2 separate regions of the Homo sapiens genome follow, and region 1 is linked to region 2. The links are chromatin loops, found by intact Hi-C in ENCODE. Cell type or tissue: PC-9. All regions are shown on one strand. Links, peaks and the distances in the headings refer to the core of each region. The heading gives the core; the rest is flanking DNA.

What was found. Hi-C counts contacts between places; a loop is a spot of excess contacts. Peaks named below come from ENCODE experiments on the same cell type or tissue, not always from the same donor. Only the 100,000 strongest peaks of a DNase experiment are listed, where the experiment ranks them.
Region 1: it touches region 2 in a loop (9-fold over the local background); 7 of 110 quality-filtered maps call a loop at or near these places.

Annotation. Positions count from the first base shown.
Region 1 is chr18:3,378,818-3,389,692 of GRCh38, reverse strand. No RefSeq gene overlaps it. Among named protein-coding and RNA genes, the nearest start is that of LINC01895, 34 kb to the right of the region's middle. RefSeq lists enhancers at 3,760-4,959, 4,660-5,029. In PC-9, for the core only: no CTCF peak of the experiment used is centred there; DNase peaks (open chromatin) are centred at 4,712 and 6,112; H3K4me3 peaks cover 2,295 bases; H3K27ac peaks cover 2,500 bases.
Region 2 is chr18:3,648,545-3,659,419 of GRCh38, reverse strand. The region is part of intron 7 of DLGAP1 (DLG associated protein 1); the gene reads left to right. DLGAP1-AS6 (DLGAP1 antisense RNA 6) reads right to left here and starts at 6,390. Exons shown (of 3, transcript NR_188002.1): 1 at 6,209-6,390; 2 at 4,605-4,715; 3 at 3,138-3,911. RefSeq lists enhancers at 6,297-6,591, 5,637-6,836. In PC-9, for the core only: no CTCF peak of the experiment used is centred there; DNase peaks (open chromatin) are centred at 5,869 and 6,359; H3K4me3 peaks cover 1,474 bases; H3K27ac peaks cover 2,500 bases.

The DNA.
Region 1 (10,875 bases), core at 3,692-6,191, 270 kb after region 2:
GGAGACAGTTTCCTTTGAGTGGTAGGGAGGGCTTTAGTGTCATAGAATGACAATTTCCTCCCCACAGACCTCCTCTGATTCTGCAGAAAATGTTGAAATGGTTATTACACTAAAAGTGGGATCCTAGAGTTTTTTGAAAATTCAATAAGCAAATAAAAAAATGTTTAAAGGATGACAGCAATATTCTTTTTTTAAAAAAAAGAATGAATAGCAACAAACCAAATAACGAATTAGAAGACTCATTAAATAACTCATTAAATAAGTTCTTGAAACACAACAAAAACAAAACCTATCCTATAAAACAGAATAAATGTAGACTAGCCATGGGGAACATTGTAGAAAGCCTAAATATACAAAGAACCGCAAAGGAGAAAACCCAAATGGACCCCTCCATTCCACTTCATTAGTCTGTGACTCCTGGTGAGAGCACCATGTCTTCAGGTGTCTCATTTGTGAAGTCACAACCCAGGAGACTCTGGCATCAACTCAGACAGAGGTAAATTCTGAGAAGTGAGTCAACCACTAAAACAACAATCATATTAATGTGAAGTCCTCAGGGCAGAGTGTTTCTCTGGTGCAGTTTAAGATTGAGAGACACAGCCGGGCATGGTGGCTCGCTTCTGTAATCTCAGCACTTTGGGAGGTCAAGGTGGGAGGATTGCTTGAGTCCACGAATTCCAGACCAGCCTGGGTAACATAGCAAGACCCCATCTTTACAAAAATAAAAAATAAATTAATTAAAATAAAGAAAAAGATTGAAATTCACACAGCTGTAAACTAATGAAAGTTCACTTAGAGCAACAGGCTTTGTCATGGGGAAAGAGCAAATCCTCATTTGATTTGCCACTGATCAAACACCCTTGCAGGCACCATTGAAAATGGATGTGGAAGCCACAGTTGATGTGATCTCATGGTAACAAGAGGTGTTGACTCAAAACCAAAAACCCTGCCACTTCTTACTGTAGAATATGATGTCAAAATAATATTATCATGTTGGGAAAATATTATTTAATTTAGCCACATCTTGACAAGTTTTTCTTTTATTGAGTCTCTCATCTCTTCTATTTCTTCTTCTTCTTTTTTTTTTTCTGTTTTAAAGGTTAATTTGTTTTTTTTTGTTTTTTTAAAGATGGGGTCTTGCTATGTTGGCCCAGACTGGCTTCAAACTCCTGGCCTCCAGTGATCCTCTTGCCTTGGCCTCCCAAAGTGCTGGGATTATAAGTGTAAGCCACCATGCCCGGCCTTACTTCTCTTTCTTTATAGCTAATAAATTATCTGGTATATATGCCAGATAATTGTTGAAGTGTTTGCTATTTCATTTTTTTCTTTTTTCTCTTACTGATTTCAATGGCCATGATGACAAAGATCAGCAAAAAACAAATCCATTCAAGGAAAATGCCACTTTCTTCCATGAGTAGCATGCCCACTGTACTTTTATACACAACTTCATGTGGTCTATAACTTCATAAGGTTAACAAACAAAATCTATATGCCTTTTTTCACGGGATAAAAATCAATGTTTTTCTTGTATCATTGTAAAACTGAAGCTCAATTCATAATTTTTTATGTACATAAGTCTACGAGAAAAAAATATTTGAAGGAAATTGATTCTAGAATCTAGAAGTTCTTCCTCTATGTAATGCATATTAATGTTTAAATACATTTATAGTTAAAATTCCAAGTATCTTGATTCTTTAGAATTTAAAATTTCATTACTAGTTTTTTGTTTTAGCACATTGTGGTCAGATAATGTGTGCTATATGTTTTCTGCTTTTAAATTTTATCAGTATTTTCTTTGTTGACTAATACATTTCATTTACATCGGGAAAAAAGTATATTCTCCATTGTACAACATAACATGCAGCTATTAAAGTAAGCTTGTTGATTTTACTATAACATCCATAGTCTAGTTTATCTGTTGCTTGTGAAGTTTGTCAGAGACTGAGAATGATATATTAAAATATCCCATACTATAGTCCCAGCTACTTGGGAGGCTGAGGTGGGAGGATTGCTTGAACCCAGGAGATTGGGCCTGTGAATAGCCACTGGACTTCACTCTGGGCAACATAGTGAGACCCCCCCACTCTAAAAATAAATAAATCCTGTAGCATGCTATTCATTTCTTCTTCTGCATTTATATTTGGACACAATAGTATTCACAGTTTCCAAGTACATGAAGTGTAACCTTTATTAACATATGGGACAGTGGTTTCCTTTCAGGAACAGCTGGGTTCATGGGTGTGACAAAAGTAAAATTAAACTTTAAATTTTATAAGGTTCTGTATTATCTCTGCTTCCTAGAGTATGGTTTCTCTCTCTCAAAGATAAATAAGCAAAAAATACAGTGAAATAAAATAGCCATTTGTATCTCATTTGAGGCTTTTGCCTTGATTTCTTCTCTGTATATTAGTATTGTTATCATTGCTTTATGTATTTGCTTTTTGTTTAGGCATGTTTGATAAACCTTTGGCCATCTTTTCTTTTCTTATTTATATCAGAAACTACAGGATAATTCAATAGTAAAAAATGTATTACTGGCATGGTGTGGTACTCACGCCTGTAATCCTAGCACGTTGGGAGGCCGAGGTGGGAGGATCACTTGAGATCAGGAGTTTGAGACCAGCCTGGGCAATATGGCAAAACCCCATCTCTACTAAAAATACAAAAATTAGCCAGCTGTAGTGCCCGTGATCCCAGCTACTTGGGAGGCTGAGGCACAAGAATCACTTGAATCTGGGAGGGGGAGGTTGCGGTGAGCTGAGATTGCACCACTGCACTCCAGCCTGGGTGACAGAGCAGGACTCTGTCTCAAAAATAGAAAAGAAAGAAAGAAAATGCGTTACTATAATGTGTTATATTAATAGTCCAATACAGTTTTTTTTAAAGCAGCATATTTAAGAAAGCATAAAAAAATTCAGCATCTGCACTTTTAAGTTGTTAGAAAACTAGGAAAGAAAGCACTTTTAATGTTTTCTGATTTTTTTTTTTTTTGAGACAGTCTTGCTCTGTTGCCCAGGCTGGAGTACAGTGGCGCAGTCACTGCTCACTGCAACCTCCGCCTCCCGGGCTCAAGTCATCCTCCTGCCTCAGTCTCCTGAGTAGCTGGGATTACAGACATTAACTAGCTAGTTTTTGTATTTTTTGTACAAAAATGCCTTGTCTGCCTTGGCCTCCCAAAGTGCTGAGATTACAGGCTTGGACCACCGCATCTGGCCTCTGATACTTGTTTTTAATGGTAACCCTATAAAATACCATACATTTGGAGTTGGACGCTGTTTTTTTCAAGTCAGTCTGAGAATTTTTGTCTTTTCATAAGGAATTTAATTTATTTATACTCATTGTTATAACTGATAGCTGATCTTTCTTGTGTTATTTTGTCTCATAACTGATTTTTAAATTCTGCCAGTGAGCACCTTTAAGTTTTTCAAATAAATCAGCATTTCTCTAAACGACAAAACCAAAAGTGACATGGTGCTATGCCCAACTCTCTACCCCCATTTAAGATAAGAAACATAATACATGTCTGCATTTCTTAACAGCCAAGTGTTCCTTGGTCTTTGTTACTATAACACATGCGTTTAAATCCAGATCATTGTTACTTTCATATTTTTCTATTATATGTCATTTCCTTCAATATCTCCATGAATACAGCTGTAAATATTAACAAAATATTAACAAATAAAATCCAACTAATAAACAAAAAGGGTAATATATCCTCACTAAGATAATGCAAGCTTGGCCTACTGTTTTTTAAAAAATCAATCAATGCAATTCACCGTATTAGCAACAACGTAACAACACAAAAAGGAGAAATACCATAAGGATATTTCAAAAGGTGCCAAAAAATGGCAAATGATATGAATGATTGATCGTTTGTTATAGTCCCAATAATACCTGAAATCTGAAGCTCTGCTTTTTTTTTCTTTCTCTGTCATTAGGTTAGTCATTTCTTTTGTTCTGTCTTCAAGTTCACTAAATCTTCACTTTGTCACTTCCATTCTGCTATTGAGTCCATCTGTGAGTTTTAAAAAAAGTTTGATTATTGTATATTGCAGTGCTCCCCAGCTAAAATAACAATACAAAATTAAAATATTGAAACTTACAAGAGCAAAGAGAATGGGAAAAGGAGACAGCAAATATCCACAGATATTTGCAAGGTGGTAAACTTATGATGGAATTTCCACTACCTTGGCAGGGAATTTGGATGCGCTCCTAACCCTGGCAGAGCAGGGCACCATGAGAAGTAAGACAATTATCTAGAGAAACTGAGAAGCCCAGGACTCAGAGGCACCAGGAAAGGCTGTATGGAATGTGGGTGTCTTCAAACAGAGCCTGAGAAATGTGCTCCCATGCAGATCGTTGATGTTGGGAAGTGGTTCTAATGGTGGGAAGGACTGGACAGGATGAAATAGGGGAAGGGTGCATTTTCAAACTGTTCATTGCTTTAGGTAACTGGAGTATAATCCTGCTGGAAAGTCTCTGAGAAGCCATGTATAATTCACCCTAGAATTGTCCCCTGGCAGGACAGAAGAGGATACTATTTATCAAGTATCTCCCAATCCCCTCAGATCAAAGGTCATTACCAGGTGGCACATGTGTCAGAATGACCCAGCAGAAACTGAGCCACGTAAGAGCAAAACCATGCTGCATTCATAAGTATTAAATCGGGTTTAGCCCAAAGCAGCTTGCTTACATATTTTAACTTTGGCCTAAAGGTTTCTTTGTACCTAGTGAACCATAACCTAAATGGAAGAGTAAACAGACTGTAACCTACTCTTGTGCCAATCACCAAGTTTTGGCAACTTAAAGGGGGCCAACTGTTCAAACCGTGTTCAGATAAGGCAAACACGGAGCTGTAACCAATCTGACTGTTTCTGTACCTCACTTCCATTTTCTGTTCGTCACTTTCCTTTCTCTATTTACGTCTTTCCAACACGTGGCTGAGCTGGAGTCTCTGAGCCTCCTCTGGCCCGGAAGGCTGTCCAGTTCACGAATTGTTCTTTTCTCAATTAAAGTCTGGTAAATTTAATTTGGCCAAGATTTAAGATCTCTTCCAGCTTTAAAATTTCCTGACCCCAATTTCATCTTCTCATTCACCATCCAGCCATGCAACATGATGGCCCATTATAGCCAAATTCCAACAAGGTAGAATGTTTGCTCTTTACAATTTCCTTAATTTACCAAAAGCATAAACTTCAGGCCAGGGGAATTTAACTGCATTAATTGTCTATTACATGTGGTCCAAAATAATTACTGTGTTTAAAGTACTAGAAAATAACTTACAAGCCTCAACATAAAATTTCACAAGACAAGGTTGAGAAAAGAAAAGCTGGGCTCGGTGGCTCACGCCTGTAATCTCAGCACTTTGGGAGGCTTAGGCGAGTGGATCATGAGGTTAGGAGATTGAGACCACCCTGGCCAACATGGTGAAACCCCTTCTGTACTAAAAATACAAAAATTAGCTGGGTGTGGTGGTACGTGCCTGTAATCCCCGCTACTCCGGAGACTGAGGCACGAGAATCGCTTGAACACGGGAGGCGAAGGTTGCAGTGAGCGGAGATCCTGCCACTGCACTCCAGCATGGCGACAGAGCAAGACTCTGTCTCAAAACAAAACAAAACAACCTTCTTTCTTTCCTCTTTTTTCAAGAGTCGAGGTCTCACTCTGCCACTCAGGCTGAAGTGCAGTGGTTCGATCACGGCTCACTGCAGCCTCAAACTCCTGGATTCAAGGGGTCCTCCTGCCTCAGCTTCCTGAGTAGCTTGGGACTACAGGTGTGAACCACCATGCCTGGCTAATTCTTTACATTTTGGGGTTATGGGGAACAAGCCCTCCCTATATTGCCCAGGCTGCTGTTGAACACAAGTGATCCTTCCACCTCAGCCTCCTGCTTGTCACTGGGATTATAGGATTGAGCCACAATGCCTGGCTTAGAAAACATCTATTATCTAAGGAATGCGAGTCCTTTTAAATTATCAGGACCAGAGAGCCATTGAAATGAGACAGCAATCACGTCCCCCTTAAGCTATGTATTTATCTCTTGAAACTGTTTGCTGTTGTCACAAGTAGCTATAAATTACCCTAATAATGCCACCCTGGACACTATAAGCCACACCCTATAGTTTAGCAGTGTATAGCCAGTCACTAATCCCTGTTATTTCTGTAAACCAAAGAGAATTCCTTACAACAACTTTGTATGAGCTCACTTCCCATCCCTCTTTTTTGCCTTTAAAAACTTGCTTGTAACAAAGGCTGGGCGGAGCTCACATTCAACGTTTCTTGGGTCTAAATCTTCCGGGCAGCTGTCTACACTTTGGCTCAGGTAAACTCTTTAAATCTTATTTTGTGCCACAGCCTCTTCATTTTATGTCGACAACGTAAGACAAAGACAATGTTAAGCAAAAATATGGATAAATTAAACATGCATAGTAAATAACCTTTTACTAGAGTTTTCTTAATGTAATTTTTCCCGTTTTCTTTTGAAAAATTTTGAACCTATAGACATGTTAAAAGAATAGCACAGTGGGGAAGGGGGAGGGATAGCATTAGGAGATATACCTAATGTTAAATGACGAGTTAATGGGTGCAGCATACCAACATGGCACATGTATACATATGTAACAAACATGCGCGTTGTGCACATGTACCGTAAAACTTAAAGTATAAAAAAAAAAAGAATTGCACAAAGAACTTCCCTCATTATGCTATATTCCTATTTAATTCCTAAATCCTAAGAAAAAGGATCTTTTCCTATATAACCGCTTCACCTTGATCATATTCAAGAAATTGACTTTGATATACTATTATCAAAAATTTACTTACTATTGAAATATTTAAAATAACCACCAATAATCAAGTTTCACCAGTTGTCCCAATAATGCTGTTCATAAACTCTTCTTTTTTAAAAAATCAGGGATTCAGTCTAGGATCAAGTATTGCTTTTAACGTCATATAGCTTTCATCTCCTTTAATTTCAAGCGGTTCTGCTGCCTTTTTTTTTTTTTCTTTTGAGATACAACCTGTGAAGTGTCCAGGCCAATTGTTTTGTAGACTGTCTCGGAATTAAATTCAGATTATTCACTTTGGCCTGCCCAGGTGGTAGTGTGCTCTTCTCATACCAGCAGGTGTGTCAAGTCAGTTTGCCCTAACATCAGGGATGTCATATTTGATCATTTGGTTAAGGTATTATGTGCCAGATATCTTCCTCTCCTCTTTGCAATTAATCAATAACCTGTGATATTTGGATTAGTGTATATCCACTGGGTCCCAGCAATTTTTACCTATAGGTTTAGCATCCATTGTTGATACTTGCTGGAATCAGTCATCAAATTGGTGAAGTAATAGTGATTTTGAAATCAGTTATTCCTTCTATATTTCTTAGCTGAGATTCTTCTGTAAATAAGAGCCTCTCCTTACCTCACCTTTTGTTGAAGAATCCTGGACTCCTGTTTTAATTCAATTTGCTTAATCTATAGCCAACACTATTTTTTTTTTCTTGGGATCCTCAAAGTTTTCCAAATTTGGCCAGCAGAAGCCTCTTCTAGTAGACTCCTGTGTCTTTTTTTTTTTTTTTAATTAAATGGACACAAAGTCTTGCTCTGTCACCCAGGCTAGAGTGCGCTGGCTCACTCACTGCAGCCTCCAACTCCTGGTATCAAGGGATCCTCCCATCCCAGGCTCGCAAGTAGCTAGGACAACAGGTGTGGACCACCATGCCCAGCCAATTTCTAAAAAAATTGTATACAAATACAGTCTCACTATGTTGCCCAGGCTGCTTTTGAACTCTTGGCCTCAAGGGATCCTCCCACTTGGACCACTTAAAGTGTTGGGAATACAGGCGTGAGCCACTGTACTTGGCTTCTGTGCCGCTTCTACCGTCTTTGTGTGTTTTTGAACACTTTCTTATCTTCTGGAACAAAAATGATCCAGGCCTAACTTGTTGTACTTTCCCTGCCCCCAAACTGAAATTAGCCATTTTTCCAGACAGCCCTGGTTCCTTTTAGTGGGAATGCTATTTAGATTAATGAGCTTTAATATATAATACTTTTATGTTGTAAAATATTATGTTTGGATAGTTTGCAGAATTATGATAATTTACTTTAGAATCTATCTCTTCCATCATACATCAATTCTATGTACTTGCTAATTATGGAAATAATTTCTGAGAATTTTCTTTCTTTTTTCTTTTTTTAGACAGCCTCACTCATCACCCAGCCTGGAGTACAGTAGCACCATCCCGGCTCACTGCAACCTCTGCCTCCTGGGTTCAAACAATTCTCTTGCCTCAGCCTCCTGAGTAGCTGGGACTACAGGGCTATGTCATCATGCCTGGCTAATTATAATTTTTTAAAAAAATGTTTATCATTAGACAATGGTTTTCCTTAAAGTAGGAATAGTATTTAGTTTTCCCTACAGCAGTCTGTATAACTTTATAAAATAATGGTTCACAGATTTAAAATGTATTATTCAAAGTGATGAGGCTGGGTGTGATGGCTCATGCCTGTAATCCCAATACTTTGCGAGGCTGAGGAAGCAGGATCACTTGAGGTTGGGAGTTCAAGACCAGCCTGTGCAACATAGTGAGACCTCGTCTCTACAAAAAAAAATGTAAAAATTAATGGGGTGTGGTGGTGCATACCCATAGTCCCAGCTACTCAGGAACCTGAGGTGGGAGGATCGCTTGAGCCCAGGAGTTTGAGTTTATAGTGAGACATGATGATGCCAATGCATTCCAGCCGGAGTAACAGAGCAAGACACTTTCTCAAAAAAAAAAAAAAAAAAAAAAAGTGATGAGATAGAGGGGAAGTGTTTAACAATTTTTGGTTTCTGAATGAATAATTTTAGTACATCATCTTAAAGTTTTCTTCTAAAGCAATATGATATGATTTTGAAATGAATGGCAGCGGCCTCTACAGGAAATGATCATGTAATTGCTTATTTAATTGAATGATTCATTGACTATGACACATGAGGGAATTGTTTCTGTCACACTGTGGTATTGTCTGTCTAATGTTTAGCTATAGGCAATGGATGAGAAATCCTTTTTTGAGACGGATTCTCTCTCTGTTGCCGAGGCTGGAGTGCAGTGGCGCCATCTCTGCTCATTGCCATCTCTGCCTCCCAGATTCAAGAGATTCTCCTTCCCTTGCCTCCGGAGCAGCTGGGATTATAGGCACATGCAACCACGCCCAGCTAATTTTTGTAGAGACGGAGTTTCACCATTTTGGCCAGCTGGTCTTGAACTACTGACCTCAAGTGATCCGCCCACCTCAGCCTCCCAAAGTGCTGGGGTTACAGGCGTGAGCCACAGCGCCTGGCCAAGAAATTCTTCTTTGCTGAATTCACAAGAACAGTTGTGCAAAGTCTTGCACATATTTTAATACTTCTAAATATTTAAACATTTAATAATATTTCAGAAATTTGCCCTTTACCCATTTTTCTTTTGTGTGTGTGTGGTGGGGGAGGGTTATTGATTTCTTAATGCAAGAAAAAATGAGGAAAAGATAAAGTATTATCAAGAGAATATCAGTGGACACAATTGCTGGATATACATAATATTGGCATCTTTTCAGTACGAAAACATTTTAAGCTCTTTGGAAAATTTATCTCTGCTAGAGATGTTTATAGATCTAGAGTCCTGCTCTTTTAAGGCCCACTTAAACTTGAAAAATATGTGTTTTTGTTTTGTTGCTGTTATTGCTTTAGTGCGGTAAAATATCATTTTAACCATTTTTAGGTGTGACAGTTCAGTTGCAATAAGCACATTCACATTGTTACGCAAGGAAAAAGGCATGGTTGTAAGTGGCAGGTATTTCCCTATGGAGGTCTATTTTGAGTTATGTCAATCACAAGGGGAAATCTCTCAGAATATTGTTTTATTAAAGTCCATATGGAATGGAAACAGGAGTCAAGGTATATAACATTTCATCTAGTGAGGACAAATACTTCATATGTAAAATAAGAATGCTTTAAGGAGAAATAACTTTTTATTACATAAACCCACTTAAAAATAGACAACTAAAGCCTTTTGAAACTAATATACAGAGGGCAAATGCTATAGACAAGCCACAAAATGTAACAATAATAAAAAGATAGTACTATGGATGACAAAAGAGCAAAAATGTATTATGCTTTATTATAGGTCAAGTGCTGTTTTGGCATAGAAGCATTTGATTCTATTCTGTTACTTAATCCCGGTAACAATCCTATTAGGTAGACGCTGGTACATTGGAGAAGCTGTGCAGTGTTAAGCACATAGTTACTGGCCGGGCATGGGGCCGCACGCCTGTAATCCCAGCACTTTGGGAGGCTGAGGCAGGCAGATCACTTGAGGTCAGGAGTTTGAGACCAGCCTGGCCAACATCAGGAAACCCTGTCTCTACTAAAAATACAAAAATTAACCAGGCATGGTGGCCCGTGCCTGTAGTCCCAGCTGCTCGCATGGCTGAGGCAGGAGAATAGCTTGAACTGGGGAGGCGGAGGTGCAGTGAGCTGAAATCACGTCACTGCACTCCAGCCTGGGCGACGGAGCTAGATTCTGTCTCAAAAATAAAAATAAAAATAAAAATAACCTAGCTACTGCAGCCACAGTTCATCACCTGGGCTTAAGTCCTGGTCTTTAGTCCTGGTCTTCCACTTGCTGTGTGGCTTTGGGAGAGTTACTTAATTTCTCTATACTTCAGTTTTCTTATCTGAAAGATGGAGACTATGCCAAAAATAGTACCTACCTTATAAGATTGTTGTGAAGATTAAAGAAATCACTGTGTGGAAAACATTTGGAAACTTGAGCCAGATACTTTTTTTTTTTTTTTTTTGAATCAGAGTCTCGCTCTGTCGCCCAGGCTGCAGTTTCAGTGGCGGGATCTCGGCTCACTG
Region 2 (10,875 bases), core at 4,888-7,387:
TGTGTGTGTGTGTGTGTGTGTGTGTATAAATGTATGTGTTACGGCTTACCCTGAATTCCAGGCAATGTCAATGTCAGCCACACACCAGATAATGTCTATTGTGTGTCCTGGAAGTCAGCAGTGCTATGTGTAGCTTTTTAATATCAACATCAATCCCTTCTTAAATATTCAAAATTTTTAAAAACATTTACATTTTAAGATAAATGATCTTTCCCACTCGTTGTACAATTTTGTGTATCATGTTAATATAAGGTATCTAACTAGATATAGCTAATTCTAAATTTTCACTGTAACATAGTTACTTCCCAATATAAAGGCCTACCTTACTATACAGAATAATTTGACTTGGGGTTTAAAAATATAAGAGAAGTCTATTTGGAGCTAGTGAATCACACGTTTTTCTTAAAACAATGTTGATAATTACAGATCTAATTTTTGTTTGTATTTGAGCTTACCTTGTTTCCCCAACTCAGTAAATGATGATTGGGCTCTCCTTCACTGCCACCCCTGTCTTCCCTGATGATTTGTTTAAATTTTCTTGTTTTCTTGCATGAACTCTGTTTCTACATACTGATCAGAGCACATTGTTGTCTTTTCAGTTGAATGACATTTGCTGACACCATGATTATACTCAAAAATGAATATGGCTGAAAAACTTGATATTCTGATGTATATAAGAATTCTACTCTGAAAAGATGAGGTCATTGCTTAATAAGTCAATTACTTGTACCTGACCTTGCGTTTTGGTTTAGTTGCCTGACCAAAAGAATGTCAAATCCATTTATATTGTGATTATACTAGTTGATTGTCAATGACTGTTATCTCTAAGGTGATGTATGTATAGTTTATTTTTGCAATGAAAGGCTTCACAGGTTTTGAAATAACTGGCAAAAAATAATAGCAAATCCTAAGTTTACTTCCATTTGTCTTGTTCAATTAAATGATTACCCCCTTTATGAAGATCTCAGGAAGTATTCTGAAGTTCAAGGTCTTCCCTGGGCCTGACACAAGGAAGCATCAGTTATGGCAGTGGTGCCCTAAAGCGGGTTCATACCAGCTTGCAAGAGCCAGACGTTACAGTTTCAGACATTTTGGAAGCCCATTATTACAAATTAAATTGTGTAACTTACAATTAGATAAATTATATCAAAAACAAAAGTTATAAACATTTAAAACTCATCATTTCCTAGTCATGTTTCTATCCATGCTCTTGAGGTTACATTCTACCATACCCGTATGGTGGAAATACTACATGCTGGTGTGATCACTGCACATCTCTGCCCAACTTTATGTACAGTGACAAATATGCCATGGTATGGGTACTGACATAGTATTGAAGCTGAAAGAGGCTTATTTAATAAAAATAACTTATATCACATAAAAGATATAATAATAGTAAGTTTGTTGGGAAAAGGGCAAACTGAGATGCAACTGAATGAATGATTGTCTGATCATGGTTGAACTGCTGGCTACAGATACAAGAGTTTGGCCAAGATGAACAAAAGAATTCCATGGGAGCCGGGCGCGGTGGCTCAAGCCTGTAATCCCAGCACTTTGGGAGGCCGAGGCGGGCGGATCACGAGGTCAGGAGATCGAGACCATCCTGGCTAACACGGTGAAACCCCGTCTCTACTAAAAATACAAAAAAAATTAGCCGGGTGCGGTGGCGGGCGCCTGTAGTACCAGCTATTCGGGAGGCTGAGGCAGGAGAATGGCGTGAACCCGGGAGGCGGAGCTTGCAGTGAGCCGAGATCGCGCCACTGCACTCCAGCCTGGGCAACAGAGCAAGACTCCGTCTCAAAAAAAAAAAAAAAAAGAATTCCATGGGAACCAATTCACTATATGGAATTTGCCATAAAGAATACTGTATATTTCATTGTTACTTATAGACTGTGTGCCACATATCTTTCGTATCAGCAAAATTTATAATAAACATATGGACATGTATATGCATACTTCCTCCCCTATAGTGTTTCTTACTCAACGTTGGACCAGACACCATTGGTTATGCAGGAAAGATGAAATTCAATAGGAAACAAACTTAAAAGCAGCTTTTCCAGAAAGTCATAAGGAAGAGCAATGTGAACATAATCTGTTAAAAATCAGTGTATGTTCATACAGATACCAATTTGATTTACCAGTATTGAAAAGAATTTTGTTTGCAAACTCCTCCAGTTTGAAAGAGAACCAGGACTTCAACCGAATGAAACTGCAGACATTTTTGTTCAGCCTAAATGATCATGACTATTGCGTAAGATTAGATAATATTATTTATTTTTAACTATGACTTATAAAAAGTGCTCTTTAAATCAAATGATTGTTATCAGGTCTAATTTATCTTAGTTTGGTATTTTCACCTTTAAATTCACCGAAAAGCCAAATGTGGTGGCTCACGCCTGTAATCCCAGCACTTTGGGAGGCTGAGGCGGGCGGATCACAAGGTCAGGAGATCGAGACCATCCTGACTAATACAGTGAAACCATGTTTCTACTAAAAATACAAAAAATTAGCCGGGCGTGCTGGCGGGCGCCTGTAGTCCCAGCCACTCGGGAGGCTGAGGCAGGAGAATGGCGTCCACCCAGGAGGCAGAGGTTGCAGTGAGCCGAGATCCAAGATCCGAGATTGCGCCACTGCACTCCAGCCTGGGTGACAGAGCGAGACTCTGTCTCAAAAAAAAAAAAAATTCACTGCAAAGGTGCATAAATATCAGTCAAGGGTACTGACTTGCTTCATGAACAACTTGACTTGCTCAGATAACCCGTTCACTCTCTGACTTGAGGGAGCTGAAATCTAAACCCATCAGACCAAGAAAAGGGCTCTGGCCCAACCACCCCAGAGAAGAAAGTTACCAGATCACACCATGGTTTTTAACCACCTGTTACATGTTTCAACAGAAACTCTGTCCTAACATGCATCAGATGATCTCTAGATACAGTATCAAAGAGGAAGTGCTGGTCCCTAGCATCCTATTGTGTGAACTTTTATTGATCCATAATCTGGTATAATTTATACACAGAAATAGTCACTCAGGCAGACTTGGCCTTTGTCCCATCCAAAAACATGTTTGATCCCATTTTTAGTGAAAAATTTCCCCAAATGGTTTTAGTGGGGGAAAAGAAGACATCCATGAGACCTAGTTAAGACTAAAAATTATTTTATTTTTGAAGTTGATATTTGTTTAGTTACGTTCTTGCAATGCCAGCAGAAAAAGAAAAATCCAAATCTGAAGCATGCGTGTGTTATGAGAAGCCTGGAAAAGGCGATTTGGGTCCATTATATAACTGCCACTTTTTGTTTTTATTCAAGGTGTCATAAAACTGAGTTCTGCAGTTGAAGGTATGTTTTTACAACCACAAAATCAATAATGTTTTGCTTAAAGGTTGCATAGCGTGGCTTGTAGCTAAAAAGCTTCTGTGGCAGTGGTGTTTGACGCCATGTGCGAATTGCCAGCTATTGCCATTGCATCTGTGTTTCTCCTTGTTCTGGTCATTTTATGCTGCAAAGCTCTCAGCCCTCCTCAAGTGGCATTTGCACTGACCTGAGAGGGCAGCACCAACATGTCTGTTTCTGTCTCCTGATGTGACTGCCTCGGAGCCGGTGCTCGTCAGCGAGCCTGGGCTCTTCTGTGGCCTTATTTGAGGCTGGACATAGTCTTGTCAGGAACCTTTGCCCTGGATCTTTCAGCAGAGCCTGGTCTAGAGCGTCCTTTATCCCAACAGAGCAGACATGTTTGCCCAGGAAGTATGTGAGCAAGAAGAGTCATTTAAGCTTCTTCCTGATGAGACAATGAGATGGTTAAGGCATTTGCCGGTCTCATTGCGGGTTCCTCCTGGGCAGTGTGACCCACCACTATGAGGCATAGTGAAGACCAAGTTCCTTTACTGTTGTCCGTGTCAGTGAGTGGCAGTTCCCTTCAGTCATACGTTCAAAAAGCCGAGAAGAAAAGGAAGAAGAATTTAAGGAAAGTACAAAAGAGACGTCCAAGCAAAGTGTTTTGCTGAGTAACCCCAAGAATATTAAAATGACTTCATTTTCTGAAATGATTTATTGGTATAAAATTGATCTCCTTAGCCCCATAGGAGTTTCACAAATCAAAAGTAGAGAATGTGTCATTTTCTTCTTTTGTGAGTTTCTGTGTTTGTTTTGGGGGGGTGTGTGTTCTCGTTTATTGGGAGTTTGTCGGCCATGCTTTGGAGGTTTCTTCATCCTCACTTAATCAGGGGAGGCTGCATGGAAGAGGTAGTGGGCTTTCGGGTGAGTTTTCAACTTAAAGGGAGATGTGGCTGGCTTGGTGAATGGGCAATGCATGGAGGTGGGGAGTGGGAAATTGCAGTGGGGGTTGGAGTGGTGAGGCCGTTCAGGGGGCTGGAGTTTCAAGGTTGGGAGGTGGGAGAGTAGTAGGTCAGTTATGTACCCATGGGACTGGCAAATCCAAAGTAAGGGTGCTTTATCCCTTTGGCGGATTTAGTACCATTACATTTTACAAAACCAAGTTGAAAAGGCAGTATTTGTGGCATTCGTGGCAGAAAGTATGATGCTACTCTAAACTCAGCAAAAGGTGCAGGCAGCGGTGTTTCAGAGTGGAGAGAAAAAGACCTTCTCACCTCGAGGAGAAAGTGCATGTTGCAGGCCTGTGGTAGGCCAAGCAGAAATTCAAGTTCGCTTTGCGCATCAAAGTGGAATTTTACTGAAGGACAATCCAAGTTCCTCCCTGCCTAAAACGATATAAGAGACACAGAAACAAAATCAAGCAGCACCATGAGAATGACCTTGGCTGCAGAAACTCCCAGTAGCAATTTGAGCACTGAGTTTCAGTTAATTATCTGTTGAATTACAGATAACAGTTGGTTCACTCTGGGCCGTTTTGATGTTTTATCAAGGAATGGCTTTGAAGTCATAGTTTTACATTGCCTGCTTGGTTTGAGTGCAGTATTCCACTTGCCAACAAAAGGATACAGTGACAAAATACAATTTTCATTTTAAAAGTCAGAAAGTCAAGAGAGCATTAAGTAATTTTAAAACTATTGTTTTGCTAGAGGTTATTAGTGGGTGTCATGGCTGGTCTACACCCCCAGGACAGGGTTTTGTTTTCTCCAGAAAGATGAGAGTTTGAGGGAAAACAAAGGCAGGAAGCAGAGTGACTGCTTGGGGCTAGTCCGGCAGCCTCTGGCCACCTTCCTCATCACTCAGCCTCCTCTGAGTCCCTGGGGCTCACAGGAAGTTCTCTGGAGTGGCTGCGGATACCAGAAGTCAGGCCCACTGCGACTGTTGCTTGAGCATCTTTTTGGGCAGCTTATTGTCTGAGGCTCGGGAGCATGCTGTGTTGTAACCGTGTTAGAATATATGTGTGCAGGGGCAATTTGGGAGTGCGGTTGTTGGGCTGGGGGGACGTGTGTTCCATGCATGCATTCTCAGTGCATCTGAAACGTGGAACTCTTACAAGCATGCTCAGTGGCACGTGTGTCGGACACTATCTCTTGATGAGAAATCAAACCTCAGATGGTCGGCCTTGCCACTGCTTAGCTAATTACCGTACTTGCAACTTTCCATCTGCAGAATGAATTCAAGGCAGCTTCGTGCAGCTTTTCATGTCAAAGAGTGTGCACATCAGTGGAAGAAATCCACTGTCAGAAATGAAACCGCTTTCCTTTTTTAAAAAAAAGAGACTCTGCTCTATATTATCCTAGAGCTCTGAAACTAGTATTAATATTTTAGGTAGATTCTCTTATTCTTTTCAAGGAAAAATAATTGTCAAAGTCCTAAGAGAAAAACAAACCAAGATTCCATTTGCCACTCCCTACCAAGTGTCTATGGCAGGCAGTTTTGTTTCTTCTTTTCTGGAGCAGGGGTGCCCTCTTCCGCACTGTGCAGCTTCATAGCAGCTTTTTAAATCAGCAAAAAGAAAAACCCATTTTGTGTCTCATGAATGCTAAGGTTAAAGGTGGAATGTCCTTTGAATTTAAACAGAAACACTCATCAATGCTTTGATTATTTTGCAATGAGGAAAAATAAGTGAATAGGGAAAAAGTTCAGTTTGAAAGAAATAATTGCAAAGTCTTATCGATAACACTGATGAATTCTCACCTCTGATTTTAGATTGATAATCCCAAACTCCGAGAAAATTGGGGTCAGAGAGAAACATCTAGACAGCAATTTGACGGAAGGGGGAAACAGTCGCACCAATGGCAGGGAAGGAAAAACCACTCACAGCAAGAATTCCACAAGAGTCTTCTAAATATTTCTCTGAATAAGGTCTTTTCTCTTGAAACTGGAGCAGGGAGATAGATGTTAGGTCTACATATTTTCACCAGTAGGGCCAAAACATTGGCCTTATCAAGGAGAAGTGGGAACACAGGTCATGGAAGAGCTGAGTCACCCCTGAGTCAGAATGACTCTGATATTCTATAGGCAGCTATTTATTTCCAGGGAAGGAGGGGCCACCCGAGCTGGAAACTCTTGGTCCAACCGAAGTGGTGTATTCAGACATGGGGAGTGGGAGTGTTCCAGCAGGCACAGGCCTGGAGGGACAAGATGAGCCAGCCGTGGTGGCAGGCTGATGCAAGTCTTTGCCAGTGATAAGCAGCATGTGTTCTGTGTTGAGACTTGTCTGCAAGGCGATTTGTTTATACCTCATAGGTGAGAATCTAAAACACCAAAAGGACATCACATTCTTTTGAAAGCCCGTATGAAAAAAATGAAGGTTGTCTTCTTTGGAAAAGTTCCACATTTCTAAATATAGGAACAGATGAGCCTCTCTGAAGAAATCAAATAAATGAGGGCTGGGTGCGGTGGTTCACACCTGTAATCCCAGCACTCTGGGAGGGCGAGGCAGGAAAATAGCTTGAGGCCAGGTATTCAAAGTTCAAGACGGCCGTGAGCCACAGAGCGAGTCCCCCTCATCTCTACAAAAAATATTTTGTAAAAGTTAGCTGGTTGTGGTGGCATACACCTGTAGTCCTAGCTACTTGGGAGTCTGAAGTGGCAGGACCAGTTGAGCTCAAGAGTTTGAGGCTACAGTGAGCTATGACTGCGCCACTGCACTCCAGCCTGGTCAACAGAGCGAGACCCTGTCTCTAAAATAAAAACTTTTTAAGGAAATTCTGTTGTTCATAGTATGACAAGCCAGGTGTCCAAAAACACCCCAAAGGGATTTAATGTATTAAAAATATTCCTAATGTATTGATGTCATTCCCTCTGTAGGTGAACTCTGCCTTTGTCATTGTGTCTTTCTTTCTTTTCTTTTTTTTTTTTTTTTTGATACAGAGTCTCGCTCTGTCGCCCAGGCTGGAGTGCAGTGTTGTGATCTCGGCTCACAGCAACCTCCACCTCCCAGGTTCAAGCAATTCTCGTGCCTCAGCCCCCTGAGTAGCTGGAACTACAGGCGCGCGCCACCACGCCCGGCTAACTTTTGCTTTTTGTTTTTTGTTGTTGTTGTTGTTGTTGTTGTGTTTGAGACAGTCTTGCTCTGTCTCCCAGGCTGGAGCGCAGTGGCGTGATCTCGGCTCGCTGCAACCTCCGCCTCCTGGGCTCAAGTGATTCTCCTGCCTCAGCCTCCCGAGTAGCTGGGATTACAGGTGCCCGCCACCACGCCCGGCTATTTTGTATTTATAGTAGAGACAGGGTTTCACCATGTTAGCCAGGCTGGTCTCGAACTCCTGACCTCAAGAGATCCACCCACCTCGGCCTCCCAAAGTGCTGGGATTACAGGCGTGAGCCACTGCACTCGGCCTCCCAAAGTGCTGGGATTACAGGCGTGAACCACTGCACCCGGCTTAATTTTTGTATTTTTAGTGGAGACGGGGGTTCGCCTTGTTGGCCAGGCTGGTCTCAAACTCCTGGCCTCAAGTGATCTGACCGCCTTGGCCTCCCAAAGTGCTGGAATTACAGGCATGAGCCACCTTGCCCAGCTGAATCTTTCTATTTTTAGAGCAAAGCCATGTGCTCAGCGTGTCAAGGTAGACTGTGGTAAATCCTTTAATAAACAGATGCTGATGGATTTACCACCAGTAGTAAACTGAGAATGAAGTTTCAACTTTTTGTTTGTTTGTTTGTTTTTGTTTTTTAGGCAGAGTCTTGCTCTATCGCCAGGCTAGAGTGCAGCGGCACATTGTCGGCTCCCTGCAACCTCCACCTCCTGGGTTCAAGCGATTCTCCTGCCTCAGCCTCCCAAGTAGCCGGGATTACAGGCGCCTGCCACCATGCCCAGCTAATTTTTGTATTTTTAGTAGAGAGGGGGTTTCACCATGTTGGCCAGGATGGTCTCGATCTCCTGACCTCATGATCCGCCCACCTCAGCCTCCCAAAGTGCTGGGATTCCAGGCGTGAGCCACCGTGCCCAGCCAACTTTGTTTTTTTGAGACAGAGTCTGGCTCTGTCGCCAGGCTGGAGTGCAGTGGTGTGATCTCGGCTCACTGCAACATCCAACTCCCTGGTTCAAGCAATTGTCCTGCCTCAGCCTCCCGAATAGCTGGGATTCCAGGCACGCATGACCACACCCAGCTAATTTTTGTATTTTAATAGAGACAGGGTTTCACCATGTTGGCCAGGATGGTCTCCAACTCCTGACCTCATGATCCGCCCACCTTGGCCTCCCAAAGTGCTGGGATTACAGGCGTGAGCAGCCATGCCTGGCCAGTTTCAACATTTTTACTACCGGAAATCAAAATGTTAGTCAGATAACTGACAGAGATAGGATAGAGCTATCTCCCAGAAGGAGTTCCTTCCTTCCTTCCACCAGCGTGGTAGGTGGCAGTGTGTCAGGAATACTAAATGGAATATTATAGAAACTGAGAACAAAACTCAAGAAACTTGTTTCTGCAAAGAAACCCAGACATCCTGTTTATAAAAATGACGTGGAGGCTGGAGCACCACACTAAACAAACGAATGTTCTCTTCTCAGATGTATCTTTACTTGTCATTATACTTTTGGCTAAACGTTTCTTTTTTCTTTCTTTCTTTTGTAGAGACAGGGTCTCTCTATGTTGCCCAGGGTAGTGTTGAACTGCTGGCCTCAAGCTGTCCTCCTGCCTTAGCCTCTGCATCCAGCCAAAATATTCCTATGAAATATAAATGTTTCAACCAGGCACGGTGACTCACAACTGTAATCCCAGCACTTTGGGAGGCTGAAGCAGGAGCATCACTTGAGGTCAGGAGTTCAAGATCAGCATGGCCAACATGGTGAAACTCTGTCTCTACTAAAAATACAAAAAATTAGCCAGGCATGATGGCAGGTGCCTGTAGTCCCAGCTACTCAGGAGGATGAGCGGGAGAATCGCTTGAATCCAGGAGGTGGAGGTTGCGGTGAGCCGAGATTGTGCAACTGCATTCCAGCCTGGGTGACAGAGCAAGATCCTGTTTCCAAAAAAAATAAAAAAACAAAAAACAGTAATGTCTCTGGGAGCATTGAGAGTTTCCCAAATAGCTTCCTAAGACGAGGACCCTCCTGAAATGGCAGAGGTGGAGCCACGTGACCCAGAAACTGGAAGATGTGTGGAAAGAAATTTCCAAGGGTTAGCCATTTGTCATCTTGTGATTACCCTCACCTCAGATAAAGTTGACCTCAAATGACCAACCATTGACCTCATCTCAGAGCTCTCTCACATTTATCTTTTTACTTTTTTTTTTAAGTTTATCTTTTCCCCTCTTTGTTTCCCTCTCCCTCCTCCTCTTTTCCAACTGCCCTTTTCTATTTCTGCACAGTGTAGAAGAAAGTTTAAGGGGGACCCTAGGCAACAGAAAGCCAACCAGTGGCTGGAAGGGTCTGGCAAGGAGCCGCTATTTGCCTCAGTGTCCTAGCCAATAAAATAAAGACTTCTCTTGGGGCAGTTGCAGAGACTAAACTAGATGCTAGAGAGAAAGCCTTAACACAGTGTACGGAAGGCAGTAGGTGCTCTCCTTCCCGCTTTCCTCTTTCCAGTGTCTAATGATCATTTCTACTAGAATCATGGTGTAGCACACTGCTGAGAGTTTCATTTTCGGCAAAGCCACAAACAGAGCCAGTTTATAAATCCTTGCTTCTCCCCTTTGAGAGTCCTTAGAGGGAAGCGACTCCTCGTGTTGGATAGAGCTCTCTGATCACCTTTCTGGGACCTGTGGCATCTGCCAGGGGCAAGTCACAGCCCCAGTTTGGAGTGTTCGATTCAGATGAGATTGTCCCCCAGTCTGTTTTTTGAGTCCTGGAAGGTGGGGAGGAGAGGAAAGGTTTTCAGGCAACAAACAAGTGCTGACTGAAGACTGATTTCATCAATATTAATTGTGTTTTATTACAAAAGAGTTTATACTGGCACAGTGTTCCTGAGCAAGCCATTTGTCACCACTCATCAACGATATGAAAGTTTTTGAATAAGGAGAACCAAAGTAAATACAACCACAGCTATCCAGAGAGGAACTTTTCATAAATCTTTGAACTGTATAGCCAAAAACTAATCAAATCTGTGCTGAATAAGCGGCCTTGAGCACTTAACAACAAATTAGCATAACCCAGAAGACAGTGTGCATCCCAAGCACCATAACCTACCCTTCACCCTCCTCCCTGGGGCAGGAAGTAGGCATTTACAAATCAAAGGCAAGCTGCAAACGATAATCTGCCACTTGTCACTGATTTATTTTCCCTCTTTTCTTTTTGTTTTTCAAGAGTATAAGTTTCAATGTCTGTGTATTTGTTTTTGTTATTTTGGCAGTCTAGTGAAAGTTTTCAATGTAAACAAAACTCTTACTCTTAAAGAACAAGCAACTCTATTACATTGCATAAGAAGGCAGTTCTTAAAGACAATGGTCTAATTAGCAGTCTTTGAAGCCAATTCAATAGTAATATCAAAGCCACTTCTAGTATTTCAAGCCCGAATTTAGAAAATGGCCTTGATATTTTCAGTCTAA